2 separate regions of the Mus musculus genome follow, and region 1 is linked to region 2. A link is a loop called in an ENCODE intact Hi-C map of the cell type or tissue named here. Cell type or tissue: left cerebral cortex. All regions are shown on one strand. Each heading gives the region's core, and the rest is flanking DNA. Links, peaks and the distances in the headings are about the cores only.

What was found. Hi-C counts contacts between places; a loop is a spot of excess contacts. Peaks named below come from ENCODE experiments on the same cell type or tissue, not always from the same donor. Only the 100,000 strongest peaks of a DNase experiment are listed, where the experiment ranks them.
Region 1: a loop joins it to region 2, with 2.1 times the contacts of the local background. A loop is called at or near these places in 4 of 42 quality-filtered maps.

What each region holds. Positions count from the first base shown.
Region 1 is chr13:9,438,576-9,454,670 of GRCm38, reverse strand. All of the region lies in intron 1 of Dip2c (disco interacting protein 2 homolog C), which reads right to left. Among named protein-coding and RNA genes, the nearest start is that of Dip2c, 170 kb to the right of the region's middle. In left cerebral cortex, for the core only: no CTCF peak of the experiment used is centred there; a DNase peak (open chromatin) is centred at 9,290.
Region 2 is chr13:9,270,322-9,286,416 of GRCm38, reverse strand. Dip2c (disco interacting protein 2 homolog C) reads right to left here and starts at 9,892. Exons shown (of 37, transcript NM_001081426.2): 1 at 9,351-9,892. The coding sequence starts at 9,435. It also overlaps the pseudogene Gm46391. In left cerebral cortex, for the core only: a CTCF peak has its summit at 9,717; DNase peaks (open chromatin) are centred at 9,080, 9,703, 9,884, 10,466 and 3 more places; H3K4me3 peaks cover 2,877 bases; H3K27ac peaks cover 1,383 bases.

The DNA.
Region 1 (16,095 bases), core at 7,061-12,060, 170 kb before region 2:
AAGCCTGGATTCTTTTGCACCTTTGTAGCCTTCACCCAGCTCACAGCTCAGCTCACAATGACCTCTGAGCTCTTAGTTCTAGTGAACCCAGACTTGACCTCAAAATGCTTCCCCTTCTGGAATTCTCAGTGGGTTGCTTTGCTATGCACATAAAACAGCTGATTGGTCAGAATCAGTTCCTACTCTGTTGGCCAGCATAGCTAAAACTATGGGAAGCTCTGCCACACTCAGCTCAGGAATTCTTATTTCCTTATCTCTATCGCTACCTTTATAAACTTTAGCATGCTTTCTAATTTTAGTGTGACTTTTGAAAAGAAGAATTTTAAAAAGAAAATTTTTAAATATCATGCTACACTTGCTTTTTTCCCCCTAAATATTCAAATACTAGCAGAGATTTACTGGAAGTAACTTCCACAGAATAGAATTCTACAAATACTCTATATACTAGCAAATTAATAACTACATAGATATACATACAAGGAGAACTATAGAACACAATGGTTAAACCAATTTAAGAAACATACATGTTTCTTGCTCTTCTAAAACTGGTATACAATCCAGGCTAATCTTCACAGCAGAATTCAGCAAGAAGATTAAATCAACTTTGAAAGAAAAAGATAGCATGCCACAGTATATTCGATCACTTCTTCCCATTCCTATCCACTAAACCAACTGTAAGAGATGTCAGAGGGTCATCAAAACCTACTACCTACCCAGCGATCTAAGGAAATAGTGCTTGCATATAAGCATGAGGACCTCAATTCACATCCCCAACACCCACTTTAAGGCAGGCACAGTGATGGGTCTTCATGGTATTAGGGATAACAGAGTCAGAAGAGTCCCTGGGACTTTCTGCTTACACAGTCTAGCCAACAGTGAGCTCCAGGTTCAATGATAGACTGTCTCAAAAAAATAAGATAGAAGGATAGAAAAAAAAAAAAAACACCCCACCAGTTAAAAGCACTTGCTACTCCCTCCAGAAGACTGGAATTCAATTTGTAACACCCACATCAAAGCTTACAACACTTAACTCCAGTCCTAGGGGGTCAGGCTTCTTTTGGCCTCCATATGCACACAGTGGACACACATTCAGGCAAATACACACACACACACACACACACACACACACACACACACACAAACACACAAAATTTAATTTACATATTATATATGGAACATACATAGTATTACATATTTATATATATGTAAAAAATTTATCTTTCTCCCTCTCCCTTTCTCCCTCTCTCCCAGTGAGTGAGTGGGGAACACATCTGAGGATTATCTATGATCTCCATACTCATACATGTGGGTATGTACACATCACTGTGCCATCTTCCAATGCATGACTAATTCTTTATTCCTAAGAATTTGATGGCTCTGGTGGTTAAACCTTCCATCCAAGCTCTTTCTTATCCCTACCAGCATCAGCAGAGCTTTCTACATCCGACCACACAAATCACAAGAGTATTCTGCTCTGACCTTGGGAATTCGAGGAAGGAGTTTGTATCTTTGGATAACCTTATAGAGCAGAGTCATGACCTATAACATGCCCCATAAACAATTTTCATAGAAAACTTCTCTGTTCTTTAAGCTACTATACCAGTTACATTCCTATAGCAGCCTTTTGCTCTAGCACAGTACACTTTATTTAATAATGTCAAAATTAAATAAAAATATATAAAAGCATTTATGCACACTAAAGATTTATCAGTATGATTCTATTGCTCATAGTTCATTTATCAAAAATCAATCATAACATTTGCAATTTTAGTGACATGACTTTTGCTGGGTTTTGTTTTGTTTTGTTTTTAAACAAAGTCTCACTCTGTAGCTCAGCATTCTAAAGGAAGCGGGCGGGCTGCAGGTAGAATTCCCTCCCAGTCCCTGCCCCTTCATTCTTCCCCTGCCCAGCACCCATTGGCACAAGAGCAGGTATGAAGTATTTGTATAGATCCTTGTAATGTTTCCTGGCTAAAACTTTGTTTTGCTTTTAATTCTGGCTTACAGAGAAAGAAATGATCATGAAGCAGCGGGGAGAAAAGAAGGAGTCCTGCAAGTTCTCACTGCTCATGGGCTTTCTCTTTGTTTTCTTGTTTCCATCATTAAAAGACATGAAAGGTTATTTCTCGAAATGGCCTGTTTTACTGACAATTCTGTATACAGCTTAGGATTACAAAAGTCTAAGAAGGGGGATAATAGGGGAAAAGAGAAGATCCCCAAGGAAGTTAAAAAGGAAAATGTACTTGAGAAGACTCCAGCAGGAGGATTGTAGAATCTAGCTGTCACTTCTATTAACAAGTTCACAGAATCCAAGGGAACTCAACCTCAAAAGCTGTATCTTTTAAGATTTTCATCGCAATGGGAAAGTTCACAGCATCTTGGCTAACAAAGTCCCAGTGTACAGGTTCACATCTAACGGGCGCTTGTTTCCTTGTTATCCTCCTTGCTTCTCCCCCAGCCCACCCTACCCCCAAGCTATTTAATCTCCACTGATGTCAGTTACACAATATAGCTCTGTCCAAATTTGGTTAACCAACTCACCAGCTCTTCAAGTCACATGGCACTTTCAGTTGAGTCTGAATACCTCTGCCCAGCTAAATAATAACCCAAAATATGCTTTGACTTGCTAGTGCATGTGGTATTTTATCCCATAGTCCCACTTCTCCTTGAAGAATTAGATATGACATGTAATGAGAGACTGAAAGGTGTTAAGCAAATACCAAACAATCAGAAAAAAACCTTAGTTCCTGTGTGTTTGCTATGGTCTTGATTCAAAATAGCTTTTCAGATTCCCAGGGACAAACAATTGTCACTACTCAGGATCCCAGCTTTATTTACAAAAGAGTCATCGAGTGCATAATTCACAACAGCTGTTCTTATCAGAACTTAAGGCCAAGTGAAAAATAAAAAGGGGACAGGGAAAAACTTCTGAGTTTATACGAGGCTGACCAATGTGCTGGAGAGGTGGGTAAACAGGGTACCAATGCCAGCTTTAAAGTCTGACTGTATCACAAATAAGAAGGTAAACTCAGATTCTACTAATACAAATGAAGCTTCAGACATTATGGTGGTAATGAGTAACAGCCATAAGCTTCAGAAGCCCAAAGCCCAACACAGTGTCTACTCACTGGCAAGAACAGAGCCATTATCACCTACGCAAAGATAGTAAGTTCAAGGCTGTCATCTTGAATCAAACATAGTAGAATTCAGGGACGTGAATATTATGTCAGATATCTCCATCCACCCCTAACAGTTTATAGATAGTTCTGAATCTTGATTTTGTTATTTTAATGTCCATATCTAAGGAAGGATCAGAGTTGACTCTGTCCCTCAATAAAGTCTTAGAACAAATGGAGCAGATCTCATGATAGCTAAGCAGAGGAAAAATGAAGTAAAAGTAAGCATATTCAAATTCTTACACTAAAATTATACTTTCAAATGGCAGAGGAGAATGTGGGAAATGGGAAGGGAAGGAGTAGGAGGTACTTTGGACCAAAACAAGTGAAATTCTAAAATAATAAAATACAAAACACAGACTCAAAATGACCCAATTTTGAGAATCAATCGTGTCATAAAGCAATTATATTGTGTGCTGCAAAAAAAGAAAAGAAAACATGGTCACCAAACAAGTGTGACTTAATCCCAGCCCTCATGAGGCTGAGACAGGAGAAGCAAATAGAGTTTGAGGATGCCTGCATAAGCCAGTTGAGTTTTTGTTGAACATCATTCTTCCTTAAAAACAGATAGAAGCTAAAACAGAGTTATGGAAAGCATTAGGACACTGGAGCCAAAAAGACTAGAAATATTAAAGACAGCCAACCTCTTTACCTGTAACACAAGAGCTCTTTCCAAGCTAAAATTCCCAACTGGTCGTTAAAGCTCAAATCTTTGAAGGCATTAACTTATTAAATGCTGAAACCCCATGCATATAGAATCCCTTAATGAGGCCAACAGGTGGTTTTGGAACTGTGTAGTGATTGGTTTAAGAGTGTCCTTGCAAATCTGTTTATTTTCTCCTCACACATCTTACCATAGGCTACCAATGGTTTGTTCACACTCTCGTGACAAGACACACGTCAGAAAGAGTTTAATGCCATAGTATTCACAGCAGCTAGCCATGGGATTTAGAATTCAGTGACTATAATCCTGGAACACTGTAGAGGTAGAAGACATGAGGAAAGAGTGCTGAAAGACAGCCTTGTGGTATTTTTGGAAGTCAAACCTATGACTCAGTTTTGATTAAACCTTCTCTCCAGCAAATGGCTTCTGCACAGACAGGAAAGAGAAAGTGTGAAATTCAAACAGGGAAAGTGACTATCTTAAACCATTCCTTTTTCTCGAGTTACCATTGGATTCTGTCCTCTATCTTGAAGTGTTTTCAAAAACACCATTTTCAAACGCACTGGCTAATCCTTCAGTTTTTGCATTCTTTTTCTCAGAAAGAATTGCAAATGCTAAGATAATACCACGTGTCTGGTAGTGATAAAAAGATAAACACCACCACCTCAAAAAGGCCACTTCTAGTAAATCCCTAGCACACAGTACGATGGGTTCACGTTTTCACGAAATAGCTACAAGGAGAGCTAGAAGCGTCTGTCCAGGTTGAAGGTCAAGTCTCATTTTCTACAATCAAGTAGCGAGGGGAGAAAAAGCCCTTTTGGGATGAGACTGACCATATCAGCTGCAAACAGGAAAGCCATGTAAAGGGAGCTGTAGGTTCTGTCTACTCTGGGGAAGATTGCCCTGCTTTAGGAAGACAAAGTCTCTATACTGGCGAGTGCATTTGCTCTTCTTAAAAGACCTTTTAATGATTTTTAGCACTCATTCATTAAATAAGAATTGACACCCTGGCATCAATTTTCAGTCTTAACTAATGCATGCTACACTGTAACCTGGTTGGTAAAGTGCTCTCTTAACATACACAAAGTCCTGATAGGTTTCAATCTCAGCATCATAAACTAGGCACAGTGACACACTCCCATAATACTAGCATTCCACAGGTGAAGGTAGATAGATCAAGAGTTCTGGGCCACCTTGGGCTGCAGGAGACTCCATTTCAAACAAAACACATCAATGCATGCATATTTGCTTCCCAAAAGCAGCTCTCTAATTCACAAAGAAGCTACAAAATAAAGGCATTTAGACTGTCTGGCTGTGAGCACCCCACATCCCTCAGCTTATCAAATGGCTCATGACATCCCAGGAAACAATATCATTCCCACTACAGGCAGGTTTCTTGTTTTGCCTAGCTATAAGAAAGTGAGAGAACACTGGAGATGATGCTGAGCAAAGCTAAGTCACACAAAGGCAGTCGTAAGTCTGCTGCTCTGGATACAACTGTAACGGTCTCCCATGTGATGGGGAAGGTCTACCTCAGGATTGTGCTTACTCTCAATTTTCCTGTTCTTTCTGTTTCTAGTCTGTATTTCTAGAGATAGAAAATGTTTCCTGAACTTTCATCATTAATTAAGGGCTATGACTCTAGATTTTCTTACAGCAACCCAACATAGGAGCCAACGGAAAGACAATGACTTGGGGCTCTTGAAGCTGAAATCATCAGGCCTTCCTCTTCTCTCAAATCCAAAGTCAATATAGCCACCCTGCTGTGACTCATGGTTTATTTGTTTTGTTTCATTTTTTATTTTGGGGGAAAGAGGACAACCTCTAACAAAACAATCTTACAAACTTTAATATTATCCAGAAAGGACTAAACTTTGTAAGATTTCGTAGTCATTAATACTATCAAAATACTACATCAATATGAAGACTTTGAAATGTATATTATAAAAACTTCTAATTATACATGCAAAACCTGCATCTCTGAGATACAGTGATTGTTAGTGAGTTGTACGGTCTCTGAATGTCCTTTTGTACTGAACTCTTATAGCATTTCTTATCAAGTAGAATAGAAAGCCACAGATTAATTACATTAACTATTTAATTGTTGTATTTTATCATTTTAATAATGATTTCACCTGTACTTAAAAATAACCTTTTTTAAACTTCACAATTCTAAATAGTATTTATTAAGAATTTGTTATTCCATTGAGTACAGTGACACACACCTGTACTCCTAGTTAGGCAGGATGATCATGAATTCACAGCCTGGGTTACATAGCAAGCTCAAAGCTAGGGTAAGATAGGTTGCATAAAAAGGAAAAAAAGTATCAAAAACACACCTAACCATCCCATCAAAAAATAAAATAAAATAAAATTACTATCGATCAGGCGTTCTATTTTCAAGTCCTTCTAGCCAGCAGTTCGATATAGCCTGTTCTTCCTCTCCATTCCCTAATAAAAACATCCAAATAAAAGTTTGCTGATGATAAATCATTTTTTAAATCCTTTTTTAAAATAATCTCTCAGTCAGGCATGGTGGCGCACGACTTTAATCCCAGCACTCGGGAGGCAGAGGCAGGTGGATTTCTGAGTTCGAGGCCAGCCTGGTCTACAAAGTGAGTTCCAGGCCAGCCAGGGCTACACAGAGAAACCCTGTCTCAAAAAACAAAACAAAACAAAACAAAACAAAACAAAACACACCACCACCAACAACAACAACAAAATAACCTCTCAAATACCCAAGCTGACCTTGAACTTCTGATTCCCTTTACTACACTTCCCATGTCCTGGAATTATCCAACCATATTGGCTTCATGTGGTGATTGTGACAACATCCAAGGCTGAGTTGATGCTGAACAAATTTACTCTACCAGCTGAGCTACATTCCAACCGCTAAAACTAATTCTTACAAAAATTACATTTACACTGGAAGAGCTGGTTTTTTTTAGTGAAATAACACTTGAAAATCAGTTTTTGAAATTGGTTTGTGGAATGAGGCAGATCTGTGATTTACAAAACCAAATGATTTCAAGCTAATTACACTCTAAAATAAAGTATAAAACCCTATATACTAAGCACTACAACAAATATGTTAAAGAAGTACAAAACAATAAAAAATAAAATAAAAAACTAAGATGTCAAGAGCCCTTCTCATGGGAGCCTTGTCTGCTGGTTTTAACACTGTCTCTCCAGGACTAGCATTTAGCAAAAACCAAGAATTAATGTCTATACAACTACTACTACTGTAATCCAGAATGTTGACAAAGTAAGGTAAGAAGCAAATACCACCACGCTGTAATTGTATTAACAGTTACAAACCTATTGTGCCTTTTGAAATCAGTAATGTGTGTGAAAACACAAAACCCATTCTCCATTTGAGTTAGTAACCAACACTTTTGTCCTGAAGAAGGCAAATTCCACCTGGGATTTAACAATAGCATGGTGGGTTTCCTGTGTCTTCCCCTTTACAGAGTGAAGGCTTTGACTGAGGTAGAAGACAAGCATTGGTAACTCCTGGCTTCTGAGAAAAGAAAAAAAAAAAAATGTTCTAGAGATGGTGGTGTTGGCTGCACAATAACAAGGCATAGCTAGTGCCACCAAACTGTATACCTCAAATGGTTATTTACACTTTATCACAAAAAAAAAAAATTATAAAGTAAGCTACTAACAGGCACTACCCTATCTTCAATTTCTTGGAGCCTAAAAGATATACTTGCTTTCAAATATATTTACTTTCATGATGAAAGATAAACACCACTACAGTTTGTAAGATACAGGGAAAAAAAAGTCTTTTAGGTGTTAATGGACTTAATAAACTGTATGAATAGTGCCTGGATCTAGGTCACAGTATTTGTGTTTGGTGAGTCTGGAAACTCCTTAGCAGCTCACATGAGCGCTACCGGCACTCAGGCTTGCTTCATGCAGGACATATTCAGCTCCTCCCTGACACTGGTCTAAGATATAAAGGGCCTTATTAAATCCAGGAGCACTTGCGGTACTCTTACACCTTGCCAACACTCTTTTTGGAATCTCTATTCTTCAGGGTCTTCTCACCAGGTTGATCTGTTGCCTCTATCAGCACATAAGGACCAAGTGCGTAACAAGGTTGCATTTAGACCCTGGCCCTCTCTGCTGCCTCTCTACAGGATCAACACTGTGTCCAAGCCAGATACTGCTGAGACTATCCAGAGCCATAGCTGGCCTGTGTTCAAATTCCACAGCTGCCACCTCTAATCAATGTGACAAGAGGCAAAGGACTTCATCTCCTGTACTACATTATCAAGTGATTGAATTGAGGCACATTTCTAGAATTCTAAGAAAACTCAGGGCCTAGAGTATATTCCTCCACAGATACCTGACCTATCTCTCCTCATGCAGATATGCAATGTGAAGAAACTAAGCTATTTCCTCAAGTTTTATACTTTAAACCTCCCAAAATATACAACTTCTAAGAGACAAGCATTTCAGGGATCATGAATTAACTATTCCCAAATTAAAAAAGAAAAGAAAAGAAAAGAAAAGAAAAGAAAAGAAAAGAAAAGAAAAAGATGATTGTAATTCCATAATTAGGCAAATAGCACCAAGGACTAACTGGGGTAAGGGTGCTGTTACTCTGACCTTAGCAAAGGGACTCCATGATTGAGTGTCTGTGTGTACATGGGAGCTGGTGCACGTAGAACTCAGTGGTCAAACTCAGGCATTGTTCCTCAGTTGCTGTTCACCTCGTCTCTTGAAATAGCCTCTCTCATTGGCCTGAAACTTACTGATTAACTAGCCAGAGTGGTCAATGACCCCTAAGGATCCACCTGTTTCCGCCTTCACAGCACAGACTGTAAGTGCATATACCACCACACACCTGTTTGTCTTTGTTCCTCAGTTTTGAGGATTGAACTCGGGCATCATGCTTTCATGGCAAGCACTTCACTATCTCCCTAACTTTTATGCTGACCACATAAAAAAGCATCTTTGTTCCATAAAATTAGAGCCCTGAACAACTAGCCTTAGCCAACAGAGATATTTTTGTCAAGCAAAGGACAAAAGATATGAGCTATTTTTATCATGCCTGATAAACACCAAGTGATAATGTTGATGGCTATGCTAACACAGAGTTAGCAGGAAAGTGAACTGGCTGTGTAGATCCACCTGTGACATTGTGGACACAATCGGACTTCCAAAAGAGTTTGCTCCCATTAATCAGTTATAAATAAATCTCTCTCCGTTCCAAGATTCTGTGGAGCCATGTTTCCTGCCTCCTGCCCATACAGTGGCTTCCTTAGGGTCTGTTCTATGTGAATAACTGGACAGGTTCTAGTACTTATTTCCATGGAGGGAATATACAATATACACACCACACAGATAAATAAGTAGCTTTGTGAGAAGCCTGAAGAAAAGCACCAAGTGACAAAATGTGCTACACTAAGGTTGCCATGGAGATGAGGCAAATGCAACAGGACAGCACTTCATACTACAATACACAAAGACCATCTGGGTAGGAGAAATTTGATTTTGTAGGACACTCAGCTCACATTTCGGTCAGTTTTTCCCACACAGTTTTATGAACTGTGACTGTGTGATATTGTCTAATATGCTCAAACACATGTTAGATTAGATTTGTAGAATTTAAGATTCTACAAAGCAGTAGGAATGTGACATAGCTCAGTGGGGCAGCACCTCACCTACCATGTGTGAGGTATTAGGTTTAATCCACAGCACTGAGAGGCAGTCAGAAAAAAATTCTTAAAAATTGGGCATAGCCTAGAAGGAACCTACTATTGCACTAAATGGTTATGTCACCAAACTTCTTTCTAAATATTTCTGTTTATTCACATAGATTTGTGCTGCTCTTAACCTTTGTTAAAGAAACTTCTTGCAGTGAGGAGTGTTCATGCAGACTTATAACAAGTCAAAGTCCTGAGAATAAATGACTGAATATCAACATTTATACTAACTCCACCCTCAAGGCTCAAGAAACATCTTGGGAGAAGGAGCAGAAAGACTAAGAGCCACAGGTGAGAGGAAACCTGCACTTTCTCTTTGGGAGTCTGGGTTACCTCATTCAATATAATCTTTTCTACTTCTATCCATTTACCTGCAAACTTCCTTCTTTACAACTGAATAATATTCTATTATGTATATGTACTACATTTTCATTATGCATTCACCTGTTGAAGGACATTTAGTTTGCTTCTATTTCCTGGCTATTATAAATAGGGCTGAACAAATGTCTGAAACAGGATGCCAAGTCTCTTAGAGAATATGGCAAGGAGTGGTATAGCCAGGTAGGGTAATGCATTTTAGGTTTCTTTTGCTTGCTTGTTTGTTTTTTTGAGGATTCTCCATGGTCTCTCTCATCTGTGATTCCTAACTCCAAATCCTAAGATTTGAGCATACAACAAAAAGTATCCAAAGAAACCATGAAATTATAAAGAGAATAGAAGAGGGTTTGGGGAGTCTGGAGAAAAGGAGTGAGACAGGTGATGAGAAACAGGGAAATGGAATGACAGGGACAGGGTTCCAACTGGGCAAGAAGGAGGGCGGTCAATAATGCTCAGGAAACATCTTGGAAAGTATTCAAAAATGTGGGCCAGAATACCAGGAAGTCTCTCCTAGAAATGGCTGCATAAACAAGATCAAAACCAAAGCAGTATCAATGGGCACATTAATATGAAAGAGGAAAACTTCTGGGTGTCCCAACTCTAGATAAGTAACTAAAGGCAGCTAATGATAGCTGGGAGAAGAACCGGCCTTTCCCATGGATGAGTCCCATTACTGATTGTCCAAAGCAGAGTGATCAGCCCCAACAAAATCGGACTCAGTGGGTTGTACTTATATGTGGGTGTACTTATATGTACACATGAATACATACATATATACACACACATACATATGTATACATATAAACACACATATATATATACATATACATACACACATACACACATACACACATACACACGCACACACACACACACACATATATAGCAATTATCAAAGAAAAAGAGGTTATCTACTTGAGAGAGGGGAGCATAGCCTGGCAGGGTCTGAATGAAGGTCATAGGAAGGAACTAGAGGAATGAGGGGATAAAACTGACATAGCTCCATTACAATTAAAAACACATTAATAATCAATTTTAGCTGGACAGTGGTAGTGCACACTTTTAATCCCAACACTCAGGAGGCAGAGATAGGTGGGTCTCTTGTGAATTCAAGGTCAACCTCGTCTATAAAGAAAAGCCAGGGCTACATAGAGAAAGCACATTTCAAAGAAAAAAGAAAAAGATTAAAGGATTGTTAGCTGAGTGGTGGTGGTCCATGACTCCCAGCACTCAGGAGGCAGAAGCAGGTGAATCTTTTTGAGTTCAAGGTCAGGCTGATCTACAGAGTGAGTTCCAAAACAGCCAGGGCTACACAGAGAAACTCGGGCTTGAAAAACTGAAAAGAAAACACAAGTCCTTAAGTGCCACAGAACAGGGAGGAGCACTGTAAAATGCCATCTTCTGGATAGGACATGGTCATTGCACGCCAGGATTCATAGTAGCTGTGGCTGCCAGCAAAAACATGCAGAACATCAAGCCTATTAAAATTCCAACCCAGGGGGCGGGGGATGTTCACAGGGCTCCAGCCCTAGCTGAGGAGCTACTATGAGTTGATGGCGCTGGGAGGCAGAAGGGTTCTCTTTCCTTTGCAAGTATGGCCACTGAAAGGCTGCCCACACCTTTCATACAGGTTTCAGATGTGACTTGGGGAGAGGGAGAAGTTGAGAGGGGAAATATGGTGGTCATTAGTTGGGGAGATGAGTTCAGGTAGAAAGGAGTAGATCTGACCAAAATACATTGTATATGTGTATGAAATGCTCCCAGAACAAGAAGTATTAAGAAAAGTGAACAAAAGATTTTGAGTAGTATTTAAAGATATAGAGATGCCTAACATACACACACACAAAGGTGGTCTGTAATTTATCATCTCAGAATGCATATCAAAACCACAAAATGTCACTTCACCTTTCAACTGTTTTTAGCCATAAGAGTTGCTTATATAACCCAAATATGAGGCCTGTATCATATACATAATTTCCAAATAGTGTCTTATATTCTTTTAAGATAAAAGTGTTTATTTTTGTAATTTGTCTGTTTAATCGATTTTTCTTTTGGTTTTTTATTGTCTATTAGATGTTACATTTAAGAAAATGTGTTTTCATATGCACTGGCTAATTTTATATCAACCTGAGTCACACTAGAGTCACTAGAGAGGAAAGAACATCAACTGAGAGAATGCCTCAGTAAGATCAGATTGTAGGCTCTAGGACATTGTCTTAGTGACTGATGTGTAAGGGCCAAGCCCATTGTGGACACAGCCCCCCTCCTCACCCTGGGCACACGATCATGGGTTCTAGAAGAAAGCAGGCTGAGTAAGCCTTGGGGAGCATGACAATAATAAGCAGCACCCCTTCATAGCCTCTGTATCCGTTCCTGCTTCCAGGTTCCTGCCCAATTTAATAGTGAACAGTGACACAGATGTTTAAGATAAATACACTCTTTCCTTCCCAGGTTGCTTTGGTCATACTGTTTCATTACAGCAATACTAACCCTAAGATATCATGTTAGAGTGTTTGAAGCTCAGCCTCCCACCCTAATCTCCAGATTCCCTGGGATTGGAGTTGTTGTTAATCACCATGTGGGTGCTAGAAACTGAACCCAGGTACTCTGCAAAAGCAACAAATACCCTTAATCACTGAGCCAATGCTTCAGCCCTCCTTTGATCCATTTTGAGCTATAGGGTATAGAGCAGAAATCTCTTCTTGTCTACTGGCTATTTAGAGGTGTTAATAGCTGACCTGTCCCTTTTCCACCCAATAGTCTTGGTGCATTTTTTTCATGTCTGTGGTATGCATGCACGCATGCAACTGTGTGAGCATAAGTGTGGCAGTAAGAAACCAACATCCAGTTTCTTCCTTAACCCTCACTTGGACCCAGGGCCTAGGCTAGACAGCTTAATCCAGGATTCCTGTCTCCATCTCCCACAAGCAGATTACAGGGAAGCTGCTATGGCAGTCTGGCACTTACTTGGGTATTTAAGATCCAAACTATGGTGTTCAAACTTGCATAATAATTACTCTACCTGCTGTGCCATCCCTTCAGGTCTCAATAGTCTTAGTATTTCTGTCCCCAATAGTCAACCACACTGAAAGAAAGAAAGAAAGAAAGAAAGAAAGAAAGAAAGAAAGAAAGAAAGAAAGAAAGAAAGAAAGGAAGGAAGGGAGAGAGAGAGAGAGAGAGAGAGAGAGAGAGAGAGAGAGAGAGAGAGAGAGAGAGAGAAAGAGAAAAAAAACAATAACAACAAAACAAAACATCACATGAGCTAATTTCTAGACTTTCAATTACAGCCCATGTAGGTTCCTATAGAAGCACTATACAGTTTGAATTGCCAAAGCTTGGAATTTAATTTTTAGATGATTAAAATGAGAGACTTACGCATTTGTTATCCTCTTTCAAGACTGAGAAGCTATTTTCTTGCATTTTTTACAGGAAATTGAAAAAACAATGTGTGCTATAAAATATTAACCTGGCCTGAGAAAGGTTAAGTGTGACACTCTCTTCAGCCTTTTAAGAAGCTAATTGCTGAGTCTTTAGAGTGCTCTGGCTGATGGATATGTCTCTAGGCTATACCACATGATTCATGATAGTTGTGTGGTTACTGTATGAGCCTCAAGCCATGCAGAATGATCTTTATCTACTAAAAGGAATAGAAATAAAGGATGTCCACATGGGTAGCCAACTTGTGAACATAAATAGTCCCAGTAAAAACTGAGGATCTCAAGGCTCACGTGAGTTTGTTTAACAGTAGTTCATGTGTGCTAATATATACAATTGCTAGAAGGAGTATTGTCCCACAGGCAAGACAGCAGAAGTTATACCTGGTACTCTCCCACCCCAGCTCCTGTCTCCCCTTGATGTTTTAATACCCATTCATTGAAATCAATTACAAACAGGATTTAAACAACTTTGCTAGTCTGCATTCAAGTAAATTACTGAATCTGAGGGTGGTCTTAGAGAACTCTAACTTGAAAAATCGTTTAAAGCAGAGATCATTTGCCAGGTAGTAAAGATCTTTTACTCCCATGGTATCTGAAAGCTCCAATTAGGCTAATGGCTGATTTCTGTGGGCTGCTGTCTTAAAATACAACTACACGCAAGTGAACCTTCACTATTGAGCATCATTAGAGGGTTCCAAGCCATATCTAATAGAAATTTTCCAGTAAGTGGCCTTAATCAGATTAGCATTACTCAAGGTTTATTCAAAGTATACAATATCCTGGTCTGTCAAAAAGGAGAAATGTAATATTTCCAACCACCTTCCCAGCAACAACTCTGATGGTGGACTAGAAAGGGTGGACATCTCAGCACTGGTTTACAAAAGTGGTTTTCTACTTAGGGGATCTATGGAACCCTATGTATTCTTACAAAATTACTGAATGTCAGAAAAAGTCATTCTGTGAGTTACACCTATAAAACATGTACCACAGTAGAAAATTATATTTTGTTCACTTTAAAATAATAAATTCTGAAGACATCAAGATAACTCAGCAGGCCAAAGTACTTACAACATGAACCCAGTGACTTGATTTCAATCTCTGGGACAGATGTAACAGTGGACAAAGAAAACCAACTGTATTAAGTTGTCCTCTAGCCTCCATATGTATACCACAGCATGCATGCACAATTTTGTTTACAATAACAAACATATTTAGGGACAGAAATACTAAGACTATTGAGACCTGAAAGTTGGCAGCACGTAGTGTAATTATTATACAAGTTTAAACACCATAGTTTGGATTGTAAATACCCATTCCTACAATAACAAATCACTTTTGAAAATGACAGTATTGTTTTCTAAAGTAAAGGATGAGTATGCCAATGTTTTCTTTGAACTTTCTTACTGTTGGGAGCCGCCCCCACATTCGCCGTTACAAGATGGCGCTGACATCCTGTGTTCTAAGTGGTAAACAAATAATCTGCGCATGTGCCAAGGGTATCTTATGACTACTTGTGCTCTGCCTTCCCCGTGACGTCAACTCGGCCGATGGGCTGCAGCCAATCAGGGAGTGACACGTCCGAGGCGAAGGAGAATGCTCCTTAAGAGGGACGGGGTTTCGTTTTTTCGCTCTCTTGCTTCTTGCTCTCTTGCTTCTTACACGCTTGCTCCTGAAGATGTAAGAAATAAAGCTTTGCCGCAGAAGATTCTGGTCTGTGGTGTTCTTCCTGGCCGGTCGTGAGAACGCGTCTAATAACAATTGGTGCCGAATTCCGGGACGAGAAAAAAACTCGGGACTGGCGCAGGAGGGATACTTCATTTCAGAACCAGAACTGCGGATCACGTTTATAAAGGTTCCCGTAACACAGACTGTTGAGAAGGATTCAACTGCCGAATTCAGAACTCATCAGCTGGGGAACGACGGTGATAAAGGTTCCCGTAACACAGACTGTTGAGAAGGATTCAACTGCCGAATTCAGAACTCATCAGCTGGGGAACGACGGTGATAAAGGTTCCCGTAAAGCAGACTGTTAAGAAGGATTCAACTGTATGAATTCAGAACTTTTCAGCTGGGGAACGAGAGTACCAGTGAGTACAGCTTTACGAGGTAAGCCCGATCTTGAACTTTCTAACGAAATTCAAGACAGTCTATCAGAAGTAAAGTGGAATATGTTTGGCCTTGAATTTTTTCTGGTGTTAGGAGCCCTTTTGTTCCTTTTCACATGTTATCAAGTGATTAAGATAGGGCTGAAAATTCTAGAGGAAATTCAGGACAAGCTATCAGAAGTAAAGCGGGGAGAGAGAGTAGGAACAAAGAGGAAATATGGTACACAAAATAAGTATACAGGCCTTTCCAAGGGTCTTGAACCCGAGGAAAAGTTAAGGTTAGGTAGGAATACCTGGAGAGAGATTAGAAGAAAAAGAGGAAAAAGGGAAAAGAAGAAAGATCAATTAGCGGAGGTCTCTAGGAGATACTCGTCACTAGATGAGCTCAGGGAGCCAGCTCTTAGTAGCTCTGAAGCAGGTGAAGAATCCTCCTCTGAGGAAACAGACTGGGAGGAAGAAGCAGCCCATTACCAGCCAGCTAATTGGTCAAGAAAAAAGCCAAAAGCGGCTGGCGAAGGCCAGTTTGCTGATTGGCCTCAGGGCAGTCGGCTTCAAGGTCCGCCCTATGCGGAGTCCCCGCCCTGCGTAGTGCGTCAGCAATGCGCAGAGAGGCAGTGC
Region 2 (16,095 bases), core at 7,040-12,039:
CTATCAGGATGTCCTTCCCAAACTTTCACCCCAGAGTTTGCTTAAGTGAATACTAACTAAAAGAAGCCACTGAAAGAAAGATTTTCTTTAAAAGTAGATAAATAAATAACCAAACAAACAAACCTGCACTGAGGCAACATGATAGCTATTCTAGTATAAAGTAATTACCCAGGAAAGATCAATCAAGAAACATTTCCTAAAAACCAGGAATGGTCAGCAGTCCAGACTGATTTACAGGAAACCCTGTTTTTTAAAAAAGCTAAAAACACCATCTCAACAGTCACTATTACCTCAAATCGTCTGAATGAACTGCTTAAAAAAAATTAAATAGGCTTAATGGTTAAGAATGTTCTTGCAAAAAATGGGGTTCCATACCCACTTACCCCTAGCAGGCAGTTCACAGTTCCTTGTAATTCCAGTTCCAAGGGATCTGATAGTCTCTGGCCTTCTCCTGCACATGCATGTACTTAGAATACCTAAATAGGTGCTCAAGGATAGATAGATAGATAGATAGATAGATAGATAGATAGATAGATAGCACTTCATGAATCAAAACTGCTGTGGTGGCAAATGCTAGTAATCCCAGAACTCTGGACAGTGAAGCCTGGTCATCCTCATGGTCATCCTCGGCTACGTAGTAAGTTCAACGGCAACTTCATGAGACCATCTCAAGGAAAGCAAAAAGCAAGTGTTTTCTTTTTCAGGAATAAGAGGTTCAAGGAACTCTACCCCAACTAACAACACTGTGGAGAAAAGAATAGGTGGATCTTACCCAGGACCCTGTAAGAGTGGGACCTGGCCTCATCTGATCCCATTCTCACTGCTTTTTTTTGTTGTTGTTGTTTGTTTGTTTGTTTTGATTATGGGAAGGGGTTAGTTATGTAGCTCAGGTTGACCACAAACTCTTCATCCCCTTGCCTCTGACTCCTGAATCCTGGAATGAGGGGTGTGCACTACCATGCCTGGCTTTTCATTTCAGTCCTGAAGGTAGGTTTCACTAACAGCAGCAATAGTTAGCAGAGGAAACTGAAACAGAGAAACTGACTGGCAGAGCCTGGCACTCAGCAGAGCCAAGGAAGAGGCACATTCAGGTATATCCCCAAACACCATAACTGTTCTAGCACAAACTCCTCCACATTAAAATTCAAAAACAACCAGAAGTTTAAGAAACACAGAACATCACCAAAAGTTATATAGATCTTGGTGCTTTAAATATCCACATTCCAATCTTTTCATCCAAATGGCTTTTAAGTAAACTTGGTCTTCTATAGCATTTGATCAACTAAAAGCTTCTCCTTACTCCTCTTCTCTGAGAATATCAGCTTTACAACCACTCTCAATATACGTGATATCTTGACATTATTATGGTTATAAATATTATCATTATTGTTATTGCTACTACTCTGAGATGTCACCCAAACTGGTGTCAAACTATCAGCCCTCCGGAGTAGCTAGGGCTACAGGTATATGGATGGCATCACGTCCAGCTCCTTGATATTTTTTTATGCAAGATTTAATAAACTACATTTTGTTAGCATACTTGTAAGTTCAATACTGAGTCTCCAATATTTTATCTCTATAGTTTTTAGTTTAGCAAGAAAGAAAACTGAGTAAAAGAAATATACAAAATAAATGTTCCTAGTTTTTCTTGGAGTGACAGTCAACAAATGTAGTTCCATTATAAGCCAAGAAAAATCCAGGGACAGATCCACCCTGATCTGAGAGTAAAGACAGGCTGCGTGCAATGAATGATTTAGATAGACCAAACCGAGGAAAGGTTGGGGTGGGTGCACCTTCCAAGTCTCCAAAGTTTTGTTTTACAAACTGCTCATCAGTGGGCTAGCTATTCTCTATATAGTAATACCTAGAGGAGAAGTCAGTGCATGAACACACCACACATCCTCCTCAACAGAAGGTTCAACCTGAGGCTGATATGAATAAAGCAGCTCTGATTCTTCGGCTGTCTCTGAATCACCCCACCAACACGTGAATGGTTAGCAGGAGCTGGGAACACTGTCCTTGAAGACAAAGAGTCATGTTTCCTTCTATTCCATCCCACAATATGATCAGGACCCCAGAAAGAGCAGGACTGACTTTTGACTTTCAGCTCTGATTCTGCAACACTAGTCAACCCAAAGGGAAATACCCATGTGTCATTGCGGCTGGACCTTTTCTCAGGAAAGAGGCCAGGTTGCCACCATCCTCCCAAATTGACAATCATAAAACTAGATACAATTCCCTCCTATTAAAGAGACTAGCTTTAAACCTTGTGAAATGATCAACCAAATACATACATTTATTTTACAGAAGGAAAGGGACAAAACACAAAAAAACTCAACCAAATAAAAACAACAAATGATCAGCTAAACTGAAATACCAGCCTAATGACTAAAAATCAAACAACAAAGTAGCCTAAGGTTGAAACTTGAACAATTAATTGACTGTACATCTCCCATGGCTGCAATGAGGAAAATGCTAAGTTTACATAGAAAAGTTTCAGTTTATAATTTTAGTGTTCCATTACATCTCAAATAAGTAAGGCCACAAATATGTAATGGACTAACCAAAGAATTTGGTCTTTTAAAAAATAAAGATCCGTGGAACACATAAATAAGAATCTCCCTCTCTGGTACTAATAGAGTGGGTTCAGGTCTGTCCCATAGTCTCCAGTCGTTCAGAAGAAAGAATTTTCACAGAAACCATTTCCCAAACTAATAATCAAGTAATGATTTATAAAGTCATCAACCCAGAAGAAAAAATATCTTTTCAGTCCACATCAATGAAAAAAATTCCTCCATACTTAGCAAGATATATTTCCTTCATCCTTCTTTCCTTTCTTCGTTTGATCTAATATCTATTAACCAAAGCATTTCAGAGGGGAAAAAAACTATCTCAATTCATAGTTCATAACACAGCTCATGTTAACACCCAAGATATCCAACAATGAAACAAAATTGCAACCCTTACAAGAGCACACGCTTGCGCACACGTGCGCACACTCACACACACACAAATTACTGTAATTTCAACTCAGTTTTACAATTCAGGATCACAGCATTTCCTTACTTTCTTCCCCTACTGGATGCTGAGGAAGCAAAAGGATATACAGAATATGTATGCTAGGATGACTTTAAATAGTCATTCCTCTGGCATGCTGACTTCTCGATGTGCCACCCGCCCCACACGCACCAGCTGGGATTCCCAATTAGAGTCTCCTCTTTAAGAGCGCTATTTATCATCATCAGGAACAAATGGATGCAATTACTTCTTTTGAGATGTGACAAGATTTTGACCCTCAGCATAAAAGAACAGAGAACACTGACAACAGGGGGTAACCTTTGTATCATACGCGCGCGCGCACACACACACCCCAAAAGAAGGAAAATTAAAGTCAGATATCTTGAAAGTAGAATACAGAAAGGGAAAAAGGAACAGAAAGAAAAAAAAAAAAAAAAAAGAACCAAACAAAAGATATTATCTGTTACTGAAAAACAAAAAAGAAAGAAATGCCCTCCTCTCCAGAATACCTATCAATGTGCACATGTAAGTCAGTAATTTTGCCTATGCAACCAGAAGTTTCCTTTTTAAGGTGCTTTTTTTTTAACATGATAGAAATGATCTTATAATATAACTAGGATTTGAACAGGTGAGTCAGTTGTTATATGTGACATCAAAACTAAGATTATTCAATACATTCCTTTGCAATTCAAAAGAATGCTACAACTCATTCCATAAATCACTGCTTTATTTTTTTAAAAATCAGTTCTAAATAAAGAGGTAACCCATTTGGAAAAGGCTAGGAGGAGGAAGGCAAAATGTGACTCATAACATCCAACAGCATCCATAAGAGTCCCATTTGAAACAAAACAGACACACTGTTAAGCTTTCACCTCATAAAGTCAGATCTAAGGAGTGTGACAGTGGCACTGCAAATATGTTACTAGTACCTGAAACAACCTTACAAATGTGGTGGAGGGGGGGAGAGGAGGGGGTAGAGAGAGAGAGAAAGAGAAGCTGAATTTGACATCTAGAATTATTCATTAAGGAAAGAACATTCAAATCCAATTATTTATTTCCCTGTGAAGAATCTTAAACTGTACACTAAAATCAACATTACATATTTTTTATTCATGTTAAGTGTACAAAATAGTAGGTTTTATATGACACTTTCATACATATGTATCCTTTATACCCCTTTATTCACTATCCATGCTCTACCATGTCCTTTGTATCCCTATCATTGATCTCATTTCTCTCCCTGCAAACAGTCCTCCTAATGATTTTATGTTCATATTTATGTATGTATATGTGGATAGACAGACAGACAGACAGACAGACAGACAGAGATGACTCTGGAAGAAAACATGCTTCTGCACATTTGTTTTCCAGCACAATTGTTTTGCTTTGTTTCCTTACAATGAAAAGAAGATATGCAAAGTTTGGATGGCAATCAAGATACCAAATCTCCCTTCCAGACTCCCAAATGTGGCCACAGCACAGAAGCTGTGCAGAACTGTATCTTACTCATTCTGTAGCAACAGAACACCTAAGCAAGGCTCAGGGACTGAGGAGAAGGGCAAGGGGCAAAACCTAGTCCTTGAATGAAACGTCTGTTGTGTTGTTCATTGTGTTGTTCCCAAACCCTTAGATGGCCACTGCTTTAAGAGTCCACTCTTTTGTGACAGCAGTGGGCTAGTTACATGGGACTGCTTGAGTGCATTAAAAACAAAACAGTATTGATTCTTTGACCAATACAGAATGACCTGACATTCAAGTAGACTTTTCACCATTTTCCTGGAGCACTTTAATATACTGAAAAAAAAAAAAAAAAAAAAAAAAAAGCTAAATCAGACTCTTTGGGAGCATAAGTAATAGCTGGAATAATCTGGTACATTAGTTAATAACGCAAAGCAAAAACTAAGCAACTCCCATTAGAGGAAGTTACAAAGATATTAGGGATGAGACATGCTAACAATTTAAAAGCAATGACGTTTAAGTACAGCATTTTTTTTCTTTTAATTTCCCCTCTGCAAAAGCTAGATACCCCTTGCAGGCTACATTACAAGGCACTGTTCTTGACTTTTGTAAAAATAACCCTAACCAGGCATAGGAGTGTACATCTACAATCCTAGCTAATGGAGACACTAAGACAGAATGGCTAAAAACCATTCAAGAACAACCAGCCAGAGCAATATAGTGAGATGCCATCTCATTTCAATGTATATTACATAGGTTAGGGATGTTAGTCTGTTGGTGAGATATTTGCCTAATAACATGAAGCCCCATGTTTCAATCTTTAGCAACACATAAGCTGAGCATGGTGCTAAATGCATGCGATCTCAGCAACAGGAAGGTTGGAAATTCAAGGTCCTCCTTAATTGCCTAGGAAATTCACATCCAGGGACTCTCACTTTATGAGACCCTGTGTCAAACGAGCTAAAAGGAAAGCATAGGAAGAGGCTTCTGCTCTAGCTCTAACAAGGCCAATGAAGTACAGGCCCAGCCCAGGAACAACTGACCAGCTAACAAAGAAACCTACTGACACAACAGTCAGGAACTAAGCTAGATCATTTTTTTATATCTGATCTTACCCAAAACGGTTGGCAAGCAATGATTTCTTTTCTTTAATAAAGCATCAGTCTGTTTTTATACCATTTTTCTGTTTCCTCCTCTAATTCTTTTGGCATTCCTGTATAAACTTTTTTCCTCAAGCCAGATAATGTTTAATCACATATTAATGAAATTGTGTCTAGATCCTTCAAAGCCAAAAAAAAAAACCAACCAAACAAACAAAAATCCCCAAAACCCAAAATGTATAATTCCAAAAGGCATGAATAGTGGGTTCTGTTGTCATTGTTGTTGTTTGTTACTGTTGTGTTTGCTTGTTGGTTTTAAAGAAGAAAAATTATCTAAGAAAAAGAGTATGAGAAAGGCCCCACCACAGCCCTGCCAGGCATACTGTAGAAGCCAGCTCAGGAATGGCTTTTTCCCCAGCTCATGTCCAGACTCAAGTGTCTAAACAGATCCAAGATCCTGGCCCCACACCAGTGAATATATTCACACATGTAGGCCCAGGGCTGTCTGAATCAATATAAGAAGCTGCACACTACACCTCCTGCAAAAACCTCTTGGGTTTTACTGACAAGACTCTATAATGGCAAACAAAGCCTAGCTTTTCTCAGTGAAGGAAGCACTGGGCAGTGACAGAGGCTAGAGAAAGAGCAAAGGCACAATAAAGCAGGAAGGTTAAAACAAACAAAAAACCTGCAGCCAAGTTACCAATGGACAAATCCTTATCAAACAAACAATAACTTGATCAAATAAAAATAGCATCAGTATATATAACAGCACCCCAGTAGATGGTACAGACCCAAAGTGAACCAATGTATAGAAATCTAGGTAATCTACAACTCATTTAGGCTGGTAGCTGATATAAAAACTTTAATAGTCTGGTCATTTTTTTTTCAATGTATGTCATTAAAATGGAATTTTCTTTTATTCTCCTCTTAGAAAATGAGCCCTGGAAATTCCACAGATTTTCCTGTAACACTTTCTGATATTCTGATAGTTGAATAAATAAAATAACCAACTCTTCTGTTTGTTTCTTTTTTGAGACAGAGTCTCACTATGTAGCTCTGGCTGGCCTGGAACCTGCTACAAAGACCAGGCTGGCCTAGAATTCAGAGAACTGCTTGTCTCCTGAGCACGGGGATTAAAGGCATGTACAGACAAGGAACTTAACTCTTTCCATATAGATTTTGGTGGACAATATACTGGGAAGCAGTACACTGCAATAATTTGACAGTAAAAGTCATCCTAAGTTTTCACTTTGAAACTGGGTATGTTGGGATTTTTTTCTCCCAGTTAGGCAAGGTAAAGAGACCCAGAGATTCTTGATCTTCACCTCCTAGGTTTCTATACTAGAATAGCAGCAATACTAGAAAACAAATTGATTCATCTCTTCCAGGAAAACAATCCCCTTGGTTACAAGACATGGAATTTCAAATGGTTTTTTGTAAATCACAATCAAAACTCAACAATGACAAAGCCACACTTTATAATAAAGTCAAAGGTAGCACAGCTAATACATAGATGGGAGGTGGGGGCTGGGAGAAGAGCAGGTTCCAAGGAGTAGCAGAAGCTGAACACAGTGACAAAAGGCTTTTTTTTTTCTTTTCTTCTTTTCTTTTCTTTTCTTTTCTATTCTATTCTTTTTGTAATTCTTAAAAGTTTAGGTCAGGTCTCAACATAGCTCATATAGAAAAAGAAAATAGAAAAGGACTTCCTGAATACAAATATATGTACACACTTCTCTAAGCCCACCCATTCACCAAGAAACTCATTGAGTCCTCTAAGTTCTATACAGACACAAGGTGCTCACAGGGAGTTAAGCTAAGTACACCTCATCTAAAGTGGTTTTCCATACTTCTCTGGGCAACACTCACTCTTCAAGAGTGATCGATCATGACAGGTGACCGCTGTTACCTAAAAACAAAACAGACAGCTACTCTCAACAAGAGGAGAGCAGGATATGTGGCTCCAGGCATTATGTGAGGCTTTGAGAGTAAATGTGAATTGACTTCCTAGTAGGCAGGGAGATTCAGACCCTGCGGAAAGGGCTCAATGCAGGTTCAGATGGCTTCTCACTTTTCAAGTATGGGTGGGCAGAGACACATCACATTAACATAGTGCAGATAGCAGAGGTGCTTGCTTTGAGTGAGAACATGAATGGGAAGGGGTGCTTTCAATACAGGATGCAGACGATAAAACAGCGCTGGTAAGCTGAAGAAGACAGTCTATCTCAAGTCTAACAAAACACAAATGTTTCTTTATAGTTACTTACTAGAAATACACTGTCCACACTGCATACCTCATCTTCCAGTTTAAATCTAAAGAATTCAGCCCTGCCCTTTCTGCCTGTGGAAGGGTGATGCTCTCTCTTATCTCTAGATGGTCAGAACTGAGGCAGGAAGCACAGTCTGGGACACATTATCTTTTCCTCCATTGGAGCTTCCCAGGGACTGCTTCCAAAACACCTTGGAGAACCCCAAATTCGGGATAAAGAAAATGTCTAATCTATGAGAATCTGATAACAGAAGCAACACTTACAGCCACCTGGTTTACTCTCCACCCTGCAAGTGTTAAAAGGGAAAACGTAAAGTCAACGTCAGCTCCTCCCCATGATGAAAACTGGCACGAATGAATTTACGTTCTGGCTGCTGGCCCTCACAAATCGTTACCAAAAAAAAAAAAAGTTTACCATGCTAAACTGCTCCAAATATTAACTCAAGAGAGACGACAGGCCATTTCCACACCACTAAGCTGTAGTCTTCTCAATGAGTGGGATGACCGCTAAATATTTATTACTAGACACATTTTGGAACTTTAGTGGAGGAAAAAGGAAAAAAGAACCTACAAAACCCAAGCTGAAACTTATGACAGTTGAGCACATGATGTCCACCATGAAGAGCAAAGACGAAAGCGTATATAACACTCCGTGAAATCACAGCAGAGCAGCCGCAAAGTCTCAATGTCTCTATCCGGCACGATGGGAAGGAGGCATCCAACCTGGCCTGAGGGGGGAGGTTTTAGGGCTCTAACTCAACCAGCTCGTCACAAACACGCCGGAACAATAGTACTACTATCTTCCTCCCGCTGACAGGACCGTGTGCCTGCAGCCTCAGGGGGATCCAATCCCGAAGTCCACTGACAAGTTTCGCATTAAAATCAGGCCATTCAGAGGCCGTCCCCAAGCAGGGAGCGTGGAAGCATGTGCTGTGCTGGTGCTGGTGGTGCTGCTGGTGCATGTGGTGGTGGTGATGATGGTGGTGGTGGTGGTGGTGGTGGTGGTGGTGGTACTGCAGCTGCATCAAGGACGCAGCGCCTCTCCATTAGGGAAGAGCGCACATCCCCACCAAGGCCATTTCCCCCGCAGCCCTAAAGGTTGCTCCATCTTGCTTCGTAGCCGGGAGCCCCGGGCCCAGCCGCAGCGCGCAGGGGGCATCGCGGCTGCACCGTGCCAGTTGAGCCTGGAGGGCGGGGGCCGCGGCACGCACACGCGCGCGCGTGCACACACACACATACACACGCACACACACTACACACACACACACACACACACACACACACAAGCACGCGCGCACACAAGCACATGCACACACATGCACCCTCCCCGGGGCCACCACACGGGGCCCGGGCCAGGGTCAGGGCCGGGGCCCCGCCACCCCGAGGCCCGGCGCGCGCCCTCCCCGGAGTGACAGCACGGCCCGGCCCGCGGGGCCCCGAGCGCGCTCCAGAGAAGCGGTGTCCCGGCCCGGCCCGGGCGCGGGGCTAAGGGGGGTTGCTGTTACCTTCCGACAGCTCCAGCTCCAGCTCGGCCAGCCGGGCCCTCACCTCCAACGGGAGAGCCATGCCTTCCAGGCTGCGGTCCGCCATGCTCGCCGCAGACGCCTCCGCCCTGCCGGCCTCCTCTTTGTTCGCCGACGGAGGGCTCCTCAGCGGCCGCCACTCGAACCCGGAGGAGCCGCACTGAGGAGGCGGCGGCGGGCGGGCGGGAGCGGGAGGCCGGGCGGCGGCGGGCAGGCGCGCGGGGATTTTCTCCTTAGCCTCCTCAGCCTCGTCAGTCTCCTCAGCGCCTCCTCAGTCTCCTCAGCGCCTCGTCAGCCTCCTCAGCGTCTCCTCAGCGCCTCCTCAGTGCCTCGTCAGTCTCCTCAGCCTCCTCAGCGCGGCCCCGACCCTGGCGGTGGCCTCGCGCCCGGCTCTCTGCGCGCCTCCCCCAGCCGCGGGCTCCGGCCCCGCTCGGCCGGCACCGGATCACGGGCCCGCCCGCGGTCACGGCCACAGGGCTCTCGAGCTGCTCCGCGGCCGCCCTGCCCCGGCGGGAGCGAGCGCCGCTGCGCGCGCACCGGGCAACAAGAAGGCGCGCGCGGAGGGTGGGAGCGCGCGGACGTGCCACGGCGGCGCGCGCTCAGGGGGGCGGGGCCTCCAGCGAGTACTTCGAGAGCGCGCTCGTGGGACAGTGGTGCATTTGGCCTTAGGAGGGGGTCTTCCCAACCCTGAGGCTTAGTTAGGCTCCTCAAGACTCAAGGAGAAAAATAAAGAAGGCATTCGGAAGCACACCCTAGCCTGCTTGTTAAAACTTCAAATGTTCTGGATCATCGAGGGCTGATTTTTTTAAAATACTTTTAAGAGGAAAAAATAATTAAAAAAAAAAAACAAAACAGCATGAGACATAGATTGAGTCCTAGGTTTGAAGTTTAAAAGCATGGATCTAGAACAGACTACTATATGACCTTGAAACACACAATGTTTTGTCTAGACTTCATTTTTCCCATCCGTGGAAATAAATCAAGGTAGGTTGGGTCTGTCACACACTGTCCAGCCTAAGGAGTCTTCAGCAAGTGTCTTCTCCCTCACATCCTACAATATCATCCCCTGCTTTTCTTCTACCTCTTGTGAATTTTTTTCCCTTTGGTCATCGCCTGTGATGGTATCAATGTCTATTCTGAATGGCTGATACGGAGTCTGACTATTTGGGGGCATTCTCGCATGGCCAGCTGTCTCCAGAGTAATCTCACCTAGCTGCCCCTGAAGCCCCAAACACCACAAAACCAAAGTAAAAACAGCATCTCCTAACATTAAACATCCACCTGCTTCTTAAAGCATTTTATTAACTCTTTGAGAATCTCCTACAATGTATCCCTTAGCTCCTCCCAGAGTCATCCCCACCTCTCTACTATCCCAATTTTATGTCTATTATTATTATTATTATTATTATTCAATAACCTATGGACTCCAATTTGTTCTGCTCAAATATTTCAGGATGGCTGATCTCACAGGAGGCACATCCTTATGGAAAAAAATAATAAAAAACTGACTCTCCCTCCCCGAGAAGCCATCAACTGGCCATAGGGATAGGAGCTCATTAGCCCTTTGCTATGGCATGCTAGAATGTTAACTGCCTTCATCCTGTGCTGGCAACCATAGCTTCTGTGAGTTTGTGAGTCCAGAGGTATTGTCGTGTCCAGAAGACAGTTTTGTTCCCAGTTTTCCTCAACCTCTGACTATTACAATCTTTCTACTCCGTCTTCTGTGATGGTCTCTGAGCTTCGGGTGTGGGGTTATGATACAGACGCCCTATTTGTGACTGAGCACTCTACTGACATCTATTCTCTCCACTTTGATCAGTTGTGAGTTTCTGTGTCAACCACTACACAAAGAAATTCCTCTGATGAGGTCGGAAGTCTGCACTAGTCTGTGGGTAGAGAAATACAAATTTAGAGGGCAGTTTGATGCCTCGTCCCTTTAGCGGAGTAGTAATAGTAGGTTAGGTTCACTCCTACCTATGATCTCCCCAGCCAGATTTGCAGTACCAGGCATATGTTTCCTCCTGTGAGGCAGGTCTGAAATCCAATCAGACAGCAGTTGTGAAAGCATATGACCTTGATCTTCACACATAGTATTAATATCATTCAGGTTATTATTGCAGGGTTCATAGATGGTTAAAACTGTTAAACACACACATCCACAGCCTGCATAGCACCTTCCAGTACCAAGCAAGACAGCCAACAAAGAAGAAACTTACTGATTAGCATTGATGGATTCTGCCATGTCCTATGAATAATGTGTACGGTGCCTTCGGCCTTAGGGTCTTACCCATCACCCACCTGCTTTTATCAGCTACTAGTGTTTTCCTAATTATCTAGGCTAAAGTCACCCTGGCTTCTCTACCTTCCTTTATCTTCACACAACTTTTGCTTCTCAGTCCCCTCAAATGTATCCCACAAAAACACTGATGGTCTGCTTCCTTCCCATGCCTGCAAACACTGTTTCTAGTCCCCATGCTTCTTCCTGCCTGGAATATTCTAAAGACCATTGAGATGGTGTACCCAGCAATGGGACCCTGAAATTGTAGACACTTCTTTCAACAGTGCTTCAGCACATCTTCTTATGGAACGCAAGTGAACTTCTTAGCTTTAAACTAGGGGACCCTCACTAACTGCTCCAACCTTCAGCCTAGTCTTACCTGCCCACCCCCCATAGGTTCTTGAAGAAAGGATGACTAATATTCAGCATCCTTGCTAATTGTACATCAGTCTTCTGAGGCAGGACCTCATGTGTTCAAGGCTGGCCTCCAACTTACTATGTAACCAAAGATGGTATGTACCATGCTGCCTGGTTTATGCAATGCTGGCAACCAATCCCAGGGCTAAACCAACATTCTAAAACCTGAGTACACCCCAGCCCCCAAATGGAACATCCATCTTCTTAATTGTTTTCATCTTGTTTATGTTTATTTTTATGTATAGAAGTCAGCATGTTAGATCTTCAGGATTTGAAGTCACAGACAGTTGTGATCTGCCATGTGAGTACTTGGAATGGAATCCGGGTCTTCCAGAGGTGGAAGAGCAGTTAGTACTCTTACTTGCTGAGCCATCTCATCTTGATTATGAATTCTCTTGTTGGCTCAGAATTTTCCCCGTCAGCTCTCTTCTCCCTTACTATGTTCCTATCACTCTGATTTCATCCAATTTGACCTTCAGTTAGTCTTAATCTTTAGCCTGTGGGTAGACTCCTTGAAGACCAGGAACAAACCTCTGGAAATCTCATTCATTTGACAAGTGTTGCTCTCTTATGAAGATCTGCTTCTCGGTAGAGAACTGTGGGAGAGAAATAAGCCACTAGCAATGATAAACTTGAAAACTGTGAGCTCCAGACTGCCGGTTCTTTTGGTTCTATACCGGGTCCTATACTGTGAGGTATGTCCATTGGTTTGGTGTTTACTTAAGAACATATTAAAATACAGTAGATACTGCTGGCACAATGTTTGGCCCCATTCTTTTCATTATGATCAATCTAGCCACTAATTAAGAAATCTCTAAAGATCTCATTCCACTTTCCATGTTATAGATGAAAAACCTTAAGGAAGTAAAATATAATAAAACCAGGACTGAAACCCTAGTCTCCATTACTGTCCCATAATGCTTTGTCTGGACTTGGTTTTTTTTTTTTTAACCTTACTTTTTATCTTTTGCATATATATTGTTTCCAATTTTGTGTTGTTATGGGTTTTCTATGTGTGTCTGTAAATCTGTATGTGTTTCTCATGCTTTTCCTTTCTTTTCCCCATTTGTTTGTTTGCCTGGTTATTTTGTAAAGAAAGAGAAAGAAGGTGTGGAGTTGAATGGCTGGGGAGGTGGGGAGGATCTGGGAAGAAATGAGGGAGGGGAAACCATGATAAGAATATACTGTATGAAAAAATCTATTTTCCTTGTCTTTGGTCATTCTGTGCCGTCATGTCTGTCCTGAGGCCACTGCTGCTGAGGAGCCTGACCGGCTCTGCCCGTCGGCTCATGATGCCAGCAGCTCAGGTCCACTCAAAGCCACCACAGGAGCAGCTCAAAGTCCTGGATATCAACATTGGTCTCACTTACTGCTTCATGTGTTGTCTTCTGCCTACTGGCTGGATCCGTTATACCTGGAGAGCTACAAGAAGCAGGAGTGAAGAGAGCTGTCTTCCCTCATCCTTTGACTAGACCCCTCTTGCCAGCCCACCTTGATCATATTTCCTGCATTCCTGGCTGGCCTTCCCTGGGACCATGTTATTCAATTCCAGTCACCTCTTCTGCAATCATGACCTCTCGATGTCTCCATGGTGACAACTGGGACCACATGTATTGGCTCTGCTTGGTGGGGTCCCCCTTTGTAACAATAAAGTCTATTTAAACCTTGCTCCAGAAAAAAAAAAAAAAAGAAAAAAGAAAAAATCTATTTTCAATTAAAATAGATGAACACAATAATAAAATCCTAAAGTTATAAGATGAAGTTCAGCAGCTATAGTTGTCTGCACCAAGACAAGGTCAAGAATAAGCCAGCCATCACCCTAGCACGGAAACAGAGGTCTTAATAAGTCCAACCTTTAGCTGAGGAGCTATGGGCTCCTGATGGCTTCAGGGGAAAAGATGGTAAATTTTCTTTGAAGCTGTGGTTTAACCCATACTCCATTGGATAGCCACATGCCAATGAGAATATGGGCAGAACAATTTGGTCTTGATGGGTAACTCAATTTTTAAAAAAGAAAGAAACAAACCACAACAAAACAACAAAGAAAAGAGTTGAGGAATAAGGGAGTAGAGATGGATTTGAGAGGTGTTGGGAACAAATAGTGATAAAAAGAATCTTGTATAAAATTCTCAAAGAATTAATAAAAATGTTTATTAAATGTTTTTTAAAATATCCTCCTCTCTAAAGTAGAAAGTCCTGGGTTCATTTTACATTCCAAACAGAAAGTGATACCAAGTAAATTTAAGACAGGGTGATGTCAAGATAAGGTATATATTCTCCTTTTAGGAACTACACAGGTCAGGCTGGAAAGATGACTCAGTAGGGAAAGGTGTTTGCCATCGAGCCTGACAGTCTGACTCAGATTCTTGAGATTATATGGTGGAAAGAGAGGACTCACTTCCAGCAACACACACAGACACACACACAGACACACACACACACACCACACACACACACACACACACACTCACACACACACACTCACACACTCTCTCACACACACACACACACACACACACCTTTAAGAAATGTATAGGTCATGATTTGTTTGTGAATGTTGATCTCAGAGAAAACTTGTATTTACCATTAAATATGTAGGTTGGATAGCTAGAATTGGAGCTGACAGGTCTTCACTTCAGCAGGTCTTTGACTACAAAGTACAGTGGAGAGGGGGTGTGTGTGCTCTTGGCTCTTAACAATGTTTTCAATAACACGATACCTAACTTTATCAGGAAATTCTACCATTTCCTCAAAGCTATGATGTCAAAAGCCAAACTCATCTTACCAACTGGCTCTCACCCCAGCTTGTTATTTCTGATAATAACATTCCTTTCTCTTACATATCCCTTTCTCATTCCAGAGACCAATAGCCTCTGCCCATGATATTTTTCTCACAAATCTTTTCCTCCCTCTCTGTCCTGTGGATACAGCTCAAACCAGGCCTGGTTTGAGAGGTAGAGAGAAGAGTGGGGGTAGGAATGGGAGGAAAAAGAGAAGGTAGGAGAGACAGAGATTTGCTGCAGATGGCAGAGTAGGGACTGGAGCCCATTCACTGTGGCATTTAGAAAAAGATCTGATGTTCTCTCCTGTACATCTATGTTCAGCTGCAGAATTTTCCATGGTCATGAGGAGCCCCAACTACTTGTGTCTCTGTTTTACTAACATCTTCCTTCATCTTCTCCCATCAGGTCTCCAACCTGTGTCATAGGCACGTGCAAAATTTAATTCAGCGACTCCCAGCACAGTACTATGCATCTATATCTCCAGCTATTGAGAGGCTGAGGCAGGAAGACTCTTTGACTAAAATATCTGCAGCCATCCCAGCATGGGAGCTCACATCTTAAATCCCAGCACTTGGGAGGCAGAGGGAGGCAGCTCTCTGAATTCAAGGCTAGTTTGTTCTACACAGTGAATTCCAGGGGAGTCAAAGCTACATAGTAAGACCTTGTCTCGAAACAAGCAAAGGTTTGAGGCCAATATAACAAAACCCTGTCTTCTAATATTTCTCCCCCAAACAAATGACACTCCTTCCATGAAGCCAAGCCTAATGTCACCTCTGGAATTACACACCTCTTTATCTATCTGTTCTCTCTGGGATTTGTAATTAATAGGTGTGTCTTATCTGACAGCTAACTTATCTACAATCCCAGCATTGGGTTGAATGGCAGAACAAGAAACATACTGTTTCTCATGGAGCAGTCCTGCTCTGGGACAAGGAAGAAAGCCTGTCTGTGTCATCATGTCCAGTTCTGCTCATGTTCAACCTCACAGAATGCAGACTTTTTGTATGGACTAGATATGCACGTAAACACGTGTACAGAAGACTGGCTCAAGTGTGGATCAAGTCAAGCTGATGTATTGGTGAAGATAACTGGAAAAGATTCACGGGTCTACTGGCTCAAAAAACTCTGCCAGAGGCCCCAACACTTCTATGTGGGACCAGAGTCCTCTCTCTTCAGACTCTTTGCCTTCAGGAAGCTGACGTAGGGCCTGTGAGTTTTACTTAGGAAGTGGATCCCAGTTCTCAGCATC